Regions from separate parts of the Homo sapiens genome. Here region 1 is linked to region 2. A link is an interaction called in ENCODE POLR2A ChIA-PET data of the cell type or tissue named here. Cell type or tissue: MCF 10A. All regions are shown on one strand. Each heading gives the region's core, and the rest is flanking DNA. Links, peaks and the distances in the headings are about the cores only.

Region 1 (5,381 bases), core at 133-5,132, 120 kb before region 2:
TTCTTCCTCTCTCCATCCTCTTAGTAGAAGAGGAAACCCCTCTCCCTTAACCTCTTCAAGTAACAGATGACTCCCATCCATTAGCTCACATCCCATCTGCTATCTCATCAAGGGTTTGGAATAAGTGAGGTCTAGGCTGCTGTCAAAGAGATTGGAAAGTCCTGTGCCTTTCCCTTTACTATACTGTTATGTTGCCAGAGCCACACTCACTTACTAAGCTCTGTAACAGATCTGCCCAGACCAATGGACGCAGCTCACTCACAGATATTTAAAAGCCATCTATTTCATATCCAGTTTTAATTCAATTGTAAAACACAGATCACATATTAGGAGCAAAGCACTGTGTGGATATTGATTTTACGAAGTCACAGTTCCTTCCCTGAAGTTGTTTAGAAGGCCAGGAAGGACATAGATTTGAGCAACTAACTCTTTTGCAAAATACAATAGGTCTAGTTGAACCCAAGGTACAAGCAAAGTGCTGTGAGACTGTGGCCAATGGAGGAATCAATTCTAACTAGATGGCCAAGGAAGATTTCAAAACACATTTAGACAAAAATATTTCCCGAAAGATGTGGCATTTGAACAAGACCTCGAGGGATGAGTAGAATTTTAACAAGGGACAGAGAAAGAAAGAGGCATTCCAGACAGAGCGTGAGCAAAGGCCCGGAAGTACAAGAGTGGATTCGACAGCACAAAATGTCCTGTGGGACTGGGATGCAGGACACAGACATGGAGACTTGAGCATAAGGAACTGGGGTTCCTCTGTTTTGTAGGAAAGTCTTTGAGTGCATTGAAAAGCCTGGACCATCAGGACTAGCAATGACTGCAGATGTCTGAAGAGTGCAGGGGACTGATTGACTCCTTGTAGGAGGAAGACCACTTTACTAAAATTGTGGGAGGAAGAGATAGAGAGGCAGGAAGACCAACAGACACTCACAATAACTACCATGTACTGAGCACTGACTAGCCAGACACACATGCTAAGTCCTTGATTTCCATGCTTTTATTTAAGAGGAAAGTCCTATAATTTATTCCTGTTTCATAGATGGGTGATAACCAAAGTCCTACACCAAGTACAAAGGCAGGATTTGATCCTGCTCTGTTCTAACTGGAGAGTCCGGGTGCTTTACTAGGGTAATCACTGCACAGTAATCCTGTCAACATGGCAGCAGTTCAGCGCAGACACACAGAGGGACTGCATGACGGCAAGCGCCATGGAGGGAGGGCATTTAATGAAGGTGCCAGTGAATGATCAGAAGTCACTCCTGTAATCCCAGCACTTTGGGAGGCCAACGGGGGTGGATTACCTGAGGTCAGGAGTTTGAGACCAGCCTAACCAACATGGTGAAATCCCATCTCTACTAAAAATACAAAAATTAGCTGGTCATGGTGGTGCACACCTGTAATCCCAGCTACTCAGGGGTCGGGGGTGGCTGAGGCAGGAGAATTTCTTGAACCCGGCAGGTGAAGGTTGCAGTGAGCCAAGATCATGCCACTGCACTTCAGCCTGGGTGACAGAGTGAGACTCTGTCTCAAAAAAAAAAAAAAAAAAAAATCCAAAGAAGGCTCTAAGGACTGCAACTTGAAGGAGTATGAGATTGGATGAGGGAAAAGGATAATAAACTCTACTTAGACCCACTGAATTTTGAGTGGCTAGAAAGAAAAACTATAGGAATTCAAACCATCCATGAGAGAGCTGGGGTCCAGGGATTAAGGAGAAACACGCGCAGAGTGGCAAGTTATAGCATTCATATTTGTTGATTCCATGCCTCTTAGCTAAGCACAAGAAAATCAGCAGCATGTGAACAAACAGGAAAGCAAGTAGCTGCCTGACTGAGCTCTAATCAACTGATTTGGAAGAAAAATTCAACTTGATTGACTGGCTTGCATTATAGTGACAGCAATAAATCCTTTTGGCCAAACAGAATTTGGTTCAACTTGAAACGTATGCTATGTATTATTGCTTTGCATGCTGAAATATTCATATATCTTGGGAAAGTATCAAAAATTATGTTTTTCTTTTCAAAGAGTGGAATGTAAAATACCCACCAAATCCTCCTGGATGGCGCCTGGGTGAATGTATTCCTTGTTATTTCATTTAAGCTGCTAAATATCTATTAGAGTAAAATTATGGGCTCTTTGCACATGGCATTTTCACTTGTAGCTTCCTGTGTGCCAAAGCAATAAATGTGATTCAGAGCCCTCCTTTTTGTAAGGCAGGTCCACCTCGGGGCTAGTTATTGCCTTACTAGTGGCCAATGGTCCCTAAGAAAAACTGTTTCCCCTATGCACTAATCCAGAGGGACTCAGAAATGGAAACCAGATTTTTTTTTTTTTTTCTGAGATTGGGTCTCACTCTGTCACCCAGGCTGGAGTACAGTGGCATGATCATGGTTCACTGCAGCCTCAACCTTCCAGGCTCAGGCAATCCTCCCACATCAGCCTCCTGAGTAGCTGGGACTACAGGCGTGCACTACCATGCCTGGCTAACTTGTTTTTATTTTATTTTATTTTATTTTTTGTAGAGATGGGGTTTCACCACGTTGGAGAGCCCAGATATTGGATAGACACAATGACAAACCAAAGCTACCTGCTAATGTTAGGCTTTCTTTAGAAAACCTCAAGACACTAGCAATTAAACTTATCAGAGGCTGTCACTCTGTGACCTTCACTCTGACCCAGGAACTGCTCTCTCCCGAAATGACCCACGCACCTTACAAAGTCAGGATGACTCCTTTCTCTCTGTCTTTTTTTTAATTAATTTTAAGACTTCCTTCTCTTTAAGCTCTTTCCACTTTACTACAGAGTATATTTCAAGTTTTTCAGGTGAGTCACCTGTATCCTCCTTTGCTAAGCAATGAATAAAAGTGGAGGGTTGGGGTATATAATTCAAATGCTTTATAAAAAAAAAGGCTGTTCCCTTTTTTAAACTATACTAACTTTCCCACCACATATAATGAATAAGTACAAGTAAGACATTGAGGTCAACAGCTTTATCAAAGCACAGAGCTGTCAGGTTATAGGACAGGATATTTGCCAAATCAGAATGCATAAACTTTTCGTATGGAAACTAGAACATGAATTAAGCTCATATCACTCAAAAAGAGCTGAATGCATCTGAAACCAAAGCACGCTGTCAGCCACCTCCATTTGCTCCGGGCGCTGATACCTTGATTAGCTATGCAAGAAGCTACCTGCTATTTTAGAATTATATGAAGTCACCTCAGGGTATCTACAAGCTTCTCACGCACAAGATACTGACTTTTTTTCCTCCTTCTTCTTGGCTTACAGCACAGTTGTTGCTACATCCAGGTAAATACTATATCAGGGATTGTTATTGCATAAGCTGTCATTAAGGCAGCTTGCCTTCTCACAGAAAAATCAGTCTGCAAACAATAATGGTTTGTTGCTAAACCCCTCTAAGACTGAAAGAACCTAGAGTTTTTGTTTTCATTTTGTTTTCTTTTGTTTTTGAGTAAGTACTCCCCTAACAGATTAAGGAGCTGAAAGCTTAATTTCTAAAAAGGATTTTTTTTTTAAATAATAAAGAATGTTCCCTTCACCCCGTCTTTTTTTGTTGTCTGTTTTAATAAATTACCTTCTCTCCTAAAATAGTAACTAAATTTATAGGAGCAAAAGAGTAGCTTACATGATAGGTATCTACCAAACGAAGCTGCCAGTGTACATAGTATTACAGGTACCATGCAGTTCAACATGTTTTTACCTGAGGTACATAGATTCTGTTTTGATACTAGACTGTTTGAAAACATTTTCAGATGAAAACTGATCATGAACGTGAAGGACTGACAGCTCAGACTTCAAAAGCCAAGGTTAATCAGGGCTTTTGTATATTTTCGCAAATAAATATATTAACATAACTAACCTTTGACCTGTACCGTCCTTAATCTTTCAGCCCCAAGCTTCTGGGAAGGGTGTAACAATTCTGGCAAACTGATCTGTGCCAAAGAGAGTGCTGAACACTTACTATGGTGTAGATCGAAACCACCTTAATCACTCACCTTTCATCTCCCCAGAGTTCTAGAGTGTAACTTATTCAAACTGTTCTTAGACTTCTTAAACTTAATCTTCTCCCACAAAACTTGACAATTTCATATATATATATATACACACACGCACACACACATGTATGTATATACATATATAAAGACAAGTACCAAATTTCTGCTTCTGCTCGTTTAGCTCAGAGGCATTTCCCAGCCCTGACTCCTGGTACAAACCATCAAAAGTGTTGCTCAGAATTGGAGTCTACATCAGACCTAGACTCAGATTGTAATCCTTTGCAACTAGCCCCTGTGCTTGCCCCTTCCTGGTGTTAGCATGTACAGTCTGTAAGTCCAATCTGCCCCGAGGCCTTAATAAAATTTCCTTTGCCACACATGCAGTTATTAAGCATGCAATTTATATTGCCAGGTGCAAAACTTTCTCATGCAAATCTCTTTGACCTGAAGTAACCAAATGCACCTAGAAAGAAGAGTTTACTGCTTACTCCACAGATCCACAGTAAACGCCATCAATCACATCTTGTTCTCTCTTACTGCAAATTGCCGTGGCTTAATTAGACATAGCTGAAATCCAGGCAAACCTATCAGGGTCTATCATGGATGAATTGAACCACGGCTTTGCAACAGGATTAACTTTAGTCTTTGTGACTTTTACAAATAAAGAAGGTGAGAAAAATCTTAAGCGCTCCACTCCTGTGATGTGAAGGCTACCCGGCTGGTGAATGGTTCTGACTCAGGTCATTCTGATCACATAGGCTATGAAAAACTGATATGAAATCATTATTGCTACACATAGTATTTCAAAACTACGCCAAATTCTCTAACTCTGAAATCAGACTTCCAGGTGATTAGTGAGTGTTTTGGGGAGGAAAGTGTTGGAACTGGAGACTCCTTTCCAGTGTGGAATTGTTGAGTTTCCCTGGATGTCACCCATGGACTAAGACAGGAGGTTGAGAATCTCAGAAAGATTACCCAGTTACAACCCTTAACCTTCCATTCCCAGAGAAACTGAGATTAGTTCCCTAATAGCATGCAGGAAAATGGGGGGACACTTTTTTTTTTTTGAGAAAAAGTCTTACTCTTTCGCCCAGGCTAGAGTGCAGTGGTGTGATCTCGGCTCACTGCAACCTCCGCCTCCCGGGTTCAAGTGATTCTTGTGCCTCAGCCTCCCAAGTAGCTAGGATTACAGGTGCCCACCACCACACCTGACTAATTTTTGTATTTTTAGTAGAGACGAGGTTTCACCATGTTGGCCAGGCTGGTCTCAAACTCCTGACCTCAGGTGATCCACCCTCCTCGGCCTCCCAAAGTGCTGAGATTACAGGCCTGAGCCACCTCGCCGGCCTTGAGGACACTTTT
Region 2 (5,381 bases), core at 221-5,220:
TTTTTTTTTTTTTGCTTTTTTTTTTTGCTTTTTTTAACATCCTTTTTTAGGAGTGACCTTGTTTCTTAAATCCCATTTGTGTATGATAGGTGGAGATGAGGGACATGTGTGTGTCACTGGAAGTTTTTGAGAAGAGATCAATGGTTGTCAGTAGACAAAGAGCTGCAAGATAGATATCAGAGGTTTACTTTTCCTTAAAGCATAAATACCACAACCAACTGCACAAAGTCATTTATTACCCATGGACATCAATTAGAAAAGTTCTAGTGACTACAAGTTCTCAAATGCTGGGGCCCCTGGAGCCTTTTGTCCCTATCATAGTGGGATATAGGGAGGCGGATTTAGCTATTTAAGTGACCTCTGAAAAATTGCTTTAAAGAAAATGAGGCAGCTCCACATTCATCTCCTGACTCTCAAACACCATCCAAAATAGTAATAATGATAGTAACCTTCTTGCTAGAAGTATAGCTCTATAGAATTATGAGATCAGTGAGTATCAACATTTAATTCTTCAGTAATCTGAATTTTCTCTAATTGTTGCCTTGATAACCCAGCCAGCCCTCGAAGCAGTGTCATGTTGTAGTATTGATTAGTAGTGTCCAGAGCTAAATTATCTTAACAAAAAGGCAACATTTACATTTTGGCTTCTGAAAATTTTGATCCTTGCTAAAATAAAATAAGCAAGGTTTGCCTTCAGTACTGTTAATCTACTGCTTTCCTTCCTACTGCATTATGATAAAGACTTCTAAATCTTATCTGATTAGCATTACCCTTATTTCCTTACTAGCAGAACCACTGGGAAAGGAAGGCAGGTGCCCAGTCCAGAAAACTACCTTTCTTAGCCCTTTCCCAGACAGGCATGTGATGTGGTGGCACGTCAGGGGACACTCTATAAAGGAGACTGCCTTAATCAGCAGATCCTCTTCGCTCATGCCGCTCTTCCTCTTTTTTCTTCTTGAGTCATGGTTGTGATTGCCGGAGCTGCAACAACCATTTTGTGAGCCTGAGGATGAGAGCAGAGAGCCTGATTCCTGATGACATCAGGGAGCCGCCATATAACAGACCAGCTTGCCTACATCTGGACTTAAATGAGATCAACGTAAACCCTCATCTTGTGGAAGACACTATTTCACAGTCCCTATTAGCAGCTGCAGATTATAACTTCTGATACATTCTCTAAGAAGTTTTTGCCCCATGCCCTGCCTGAGCTCCCTGCTCCGGGACACTCACCTCTCAGTCCATCACCTACTTCTACCTTTCAGAAAATGATTGTTTTCCCTCTATGCCTCAGGCCTTCTCTCTGCCAAACTCCACTCTAGCGAAAAAAAATTGTTTTCATCTTCTCAAAGATGGCTTTGGTACTTTAACTATTTTTATTTATCTTGGAATGTATTTATAAGCCACCACCTTTTCAAAAAATTTACATAAGGCAGTTTATCACCTAGCTAATCTGATTATTTAATATGCATCATTGGGGTAATAGAAGAGGTCATGGTAGAAAATAAATGAGAAAGTAAAATATAGAGACAGTTGTATTATGCCCATGATAGCTAAAGAAATAGAAATGGAATTCTTTCCTACCCAAATACCCTTATGTAAACAAACAGGCAATCTTTTTAAGCTTTTAAAAAAAACAGTTGGTGAAGATGATTTAACTAGAGTGAGATTAAATAACCACAGCAAATTAAAATGTGAGCTATCATCAATTTTTTTTCAGGGGCCCAAATGCAGCAAATTAAATGAAGTTTAGAAACATTCTTCTCAAAAACATGGGCTTCTTCTTTCGAAAACTCATTCCTTGCTGGAGTGGCTACTTCATTTGCTCTGTTTATTGTCATTACACTATCAGCAAGTTGGACCAAAGGCACTTACAAACATGTGTGATTGTTTGGGTTAAACTGCAGCTGCTCGTGAGGCTGTTCATACTGACCCCATCTGGAAGGCTGGCTACCGAAGCAGCCCTCTTTCCCTGACTATTCTACTTTCAAAGACTCTTCTCCTTTCAAAGACGATGTACACTTATCTTTTGCACCTGAGCTTGCTGAGAAGGCCATGGAGACACTGCTTTTCTGCAACCTACCTCCTTGGAGCTGTTCCCAGCTTATTCTTCTTGCCTGATTAAAGCTTAAAGCAAACTCAGAACTGGGCTCCAAATGTTGCTTTCCTATTTCCTTTGCAACTCTGTAAACTGGGTTTCTGTCTTTAAAACCCGTAAGTTCTTCCCTTCTTCTTCCTCCACTAGGATCTGATAATCAGTAGGAAAAGGAGGAGAGAGAGGAGTGGGGGACGAGGTGGGGGAAACAAACTGTGCCTGAAAAACAAAGTTGTTACTCTTGAGGCAGAAGGCTTGCTTCCAAAAGCAGTGACTCACTGCACTGAGGGACATTGTCTTGCCTAATAAGTAAAGGCATGTGGCCAAATACACACCTGCCCACAGGTAAGGAATTTAATTCTTCCCAGGACTGCAGATACCATGAGCTTTACATGCAAACATACAGCTTTGCTTCTGCATATTTGCATGGCAATGATTTCTAGATTTCCATTCCACTCCACCTCTCGGCTGTCATTTCACAAAACAAGTGAGGAAATGGCCATGTGCTTAGGAAACTCAGAAGCTGATGGTTAAAAAAATCAACTGCGCCACAGCCTCCTCTCTGAAAACTTATAATTTTTATTGGGAAATTCTGATCAACTTCGTTATGTTGTATCTTTAGTTTCTCTTATTTAAAAAATGCCTGAAATATGTGTACTCTGATTTTTTGAGGTGTTTTAATGTATCAAAAGGGGCATTTGGTTGTAATTATCAATGTTATTTCAGTTTTAATTTAAAGGACCTTATCGCAACTTTATTCGTTATGTACTATAAACGCTATCTCCACCTCTGCCATTTAATGGAGAATTTTTGATTGATGACTCTCAGATCTCTATCTCCATCCCAGATCACTTTCCTCAGACTCATATGTACCAACAAGAGATGTAGTACAGTGATTAAATGAAAAATTTTGAAAGGCAGACTACTTATGAAGCCCAGCTCCTCCATTGACTGCTTATGAAGCCCAGCTCCTCCATTGACTGCTTATGAAGCCCAGCTCCTCCATTTACTATGTGACTTTGGATAAATTACTTAATCTCTCTGCCTCAGTTTCTAAATCTATAAAATAGGAATAATACGATATTGTATTAATTCTAAGAGGGACGTTTTAACATCTTTGAATCAAGATGTGTCTTACAATGGATGGTACCTTAGATTTGATGAAATAAACTAACAATAGCTGTTAGGGTGGCTGTGGGAATTAAATTGATCAAAATATACAATTTATGACAATATTTGGTGTATACTGAGCTTTCAATAAATGTTAGCCAGTATTATTGCATTAATGGGCATATCATTTTCAATTTTCAGGCATCTCAAACTCATCTTTCCTTCAAAGATGATTCCCCTATATTCCTTATTTTGTTTAATGTTAGTCACACAAGTCAGAAACATAAAAATCATCCCTGGCCATTCCTCTCCTTAAGCCTCCACATTCAATCACTTAACAAGCTCTCTTAATTTTACAGTCTAAACATCTCCCATCTTTCCTCTTCTTGCCATGCCCACTGCCACTGCAGTCATCATCTCTGACCTGGAACACGGCAGCCTGCCGTTCAAACTCCACTTGGCCTTTAGAGTCATCTTCCTGACATGGGAATCACATTCTAACTCTCCCTGTCTCCAACTTTTCAGTGCCTCCCCAGAACCACCAGGATGAAGTTCACTTCTTGCTGGGGCACCAGAGTCTTGGGTTGTGAGGCTTCCAGACCTTGATTGGCCTCACCCTGGGCCACAAGCCTTCCTCGCCTGATGCTCCATCCTCACATGTCACTTGCCACTCCCTGAACACTCATGAAGGCTGATGTCTCTGGGCTCTTCCCTCTGCCTAAAGTGGTCATTCCCCTTTGATCCACTTGTGTGTATCCTTCAAGACTCAGAAAGCCATGATTATCTTTCTCCTTTCCCCTCCCTCTCCTAGACAATTTTTTTTTTTTTGAGACTGAGTCTCATTCTGTCACCCAGGTTGGAGTGCAGTAGCATGATCTTGGCTCACTGCAACCTCTGCCTCCCAGGTTCAAGCGATTCTCCTGCCTCAGCCTCCCCAGTAGCTGGAACTACAGGCTCACACCACCATGCCTGGCTAATTCTTTGTATTTTTAGTAGAGACAGGGTTTCACAATGTTGGCCAGGGTGGTCTCAAACTCCTGACCTCAGATGATCTGCCCGTTTCGGCCTCCCAAAGTGCTGGGATTACAGGCGTGAGCCACCATGCCTGGCTCCTCTCCTAGATACTTCTATAGGCCCTTCTAGGTGCTCCCATGTCACCTTGTTTTTACTTCTACTCCATTTCTCTAATTCCCAGTCAATGTATATCCCTTACTTGACAGCAAATCCTTTAAGATCATATTTCTTTATCTTTAGCCATTTCCTGTCACATAGCAACCAACACATGATTGTTAAATGAATGAAAGAATAAAAGTAACAATGTACATGGTATTGTATGACAATATATTGAGAAAAATATGTTGAGAAAAACCAAGAGAGAATAATATAAGAAAAAATCCATTTAAACCTTTTGTGTTAGCTGCAACAATCAGTTCTTTTTCTTGAAATATGCCTTCTTCTCATTTTCCTTTCCTAGAAAGTGCCATCACTCTGATAAACAATCCGCGCTATAATGCCTTCAGGCCAGGGTACTGATGCTCTGTTTTTCAAATATTGACACCAACATGCTATATGGGCACCTGGTACGTGATTATTGTTCTCAGTCCTATTGCAGGACATCTTTTAGTGCAAGGCCCTGTTTTTACTGAAAAGTTGACAAACTCAACATGCTGTTAAGAATAAAAATTGCACATGTGGTAATGATAGAACAATGGAAAATGTGGACAAACATTCTCTGATGTAGCACATTCTCTGATGTAGATTGCTTCTTAAATGACTGTCCCTTACTGGGAAAGGCAATTGCATAAACACTCTTACAGACTTCAACACCATGCCACCCCACCCCAACCCTGTAGATGCTCACAAGTTAAATCTGTGATATTACAACAAAAACAGTGTGCTGGGAAAGTTCATTTGTTAGTTACATGTAGAGATTATTTTGCGGTATGGAAGAAACACAAAGGGCACTAAGTATTTGACTCCTCTTTACCCAGATGTCATGATGATGCATTTCAGTTAACAGGTTGGCCCAAGGTTGTACCAACAACGTGTTGGACCAAAGTCTCCTCACCAAAAACTTGCTTAGCACTTATTGGCCAAAGGCTGTTAGTGACATAACAGAAAGTGTCAATGGTTTCAAATTATTGACACTTTCCTTGCATAGACCCAGAGCCCATGTGCA

The links. ChIA-PET counts read pairs that join two places held together with the same protein. Peaks named below come from ENCODE experiments on the same cell type or tissue, not always from the same donor. Only the 100,000 strongest peaks of a DNase experiment are listed, where the experiment ranks them.
Region 1: POLR2A ChIA-PET joins it to region 2 with 34 read pairs; 3 of 35 experiments call an interaction of 5 or more read pairs at or near these places.

Annotation. Positions count from the first base shown.
Region 1 is chr13:73,366,660-73,372,040 of GRCh38, reverse strand. No RefSeq gene overlaps it. Among named protein-coding and RNA genes, the nearest start is that of LINC00392, 190 kb to the left of the region's middle. In MCF 10A, for the core only: no CTCF peak of the experiment used is centred there; a DNase peak (open chromatin) is centred at 3,220.
Region 2 is chr13:73,245,906-73,251,286 of GRCh38, reverse strand. No RefSeq gene overlaps it. Among named protein-coding and RNA genes, the nearest start is that of KLF5, 190 kb to the right of the region's middle. In MCF 10A, for the core only: no CTCF peak of the experiment used is centred there; a DNase peak (open chromatin) is centred at 2,366.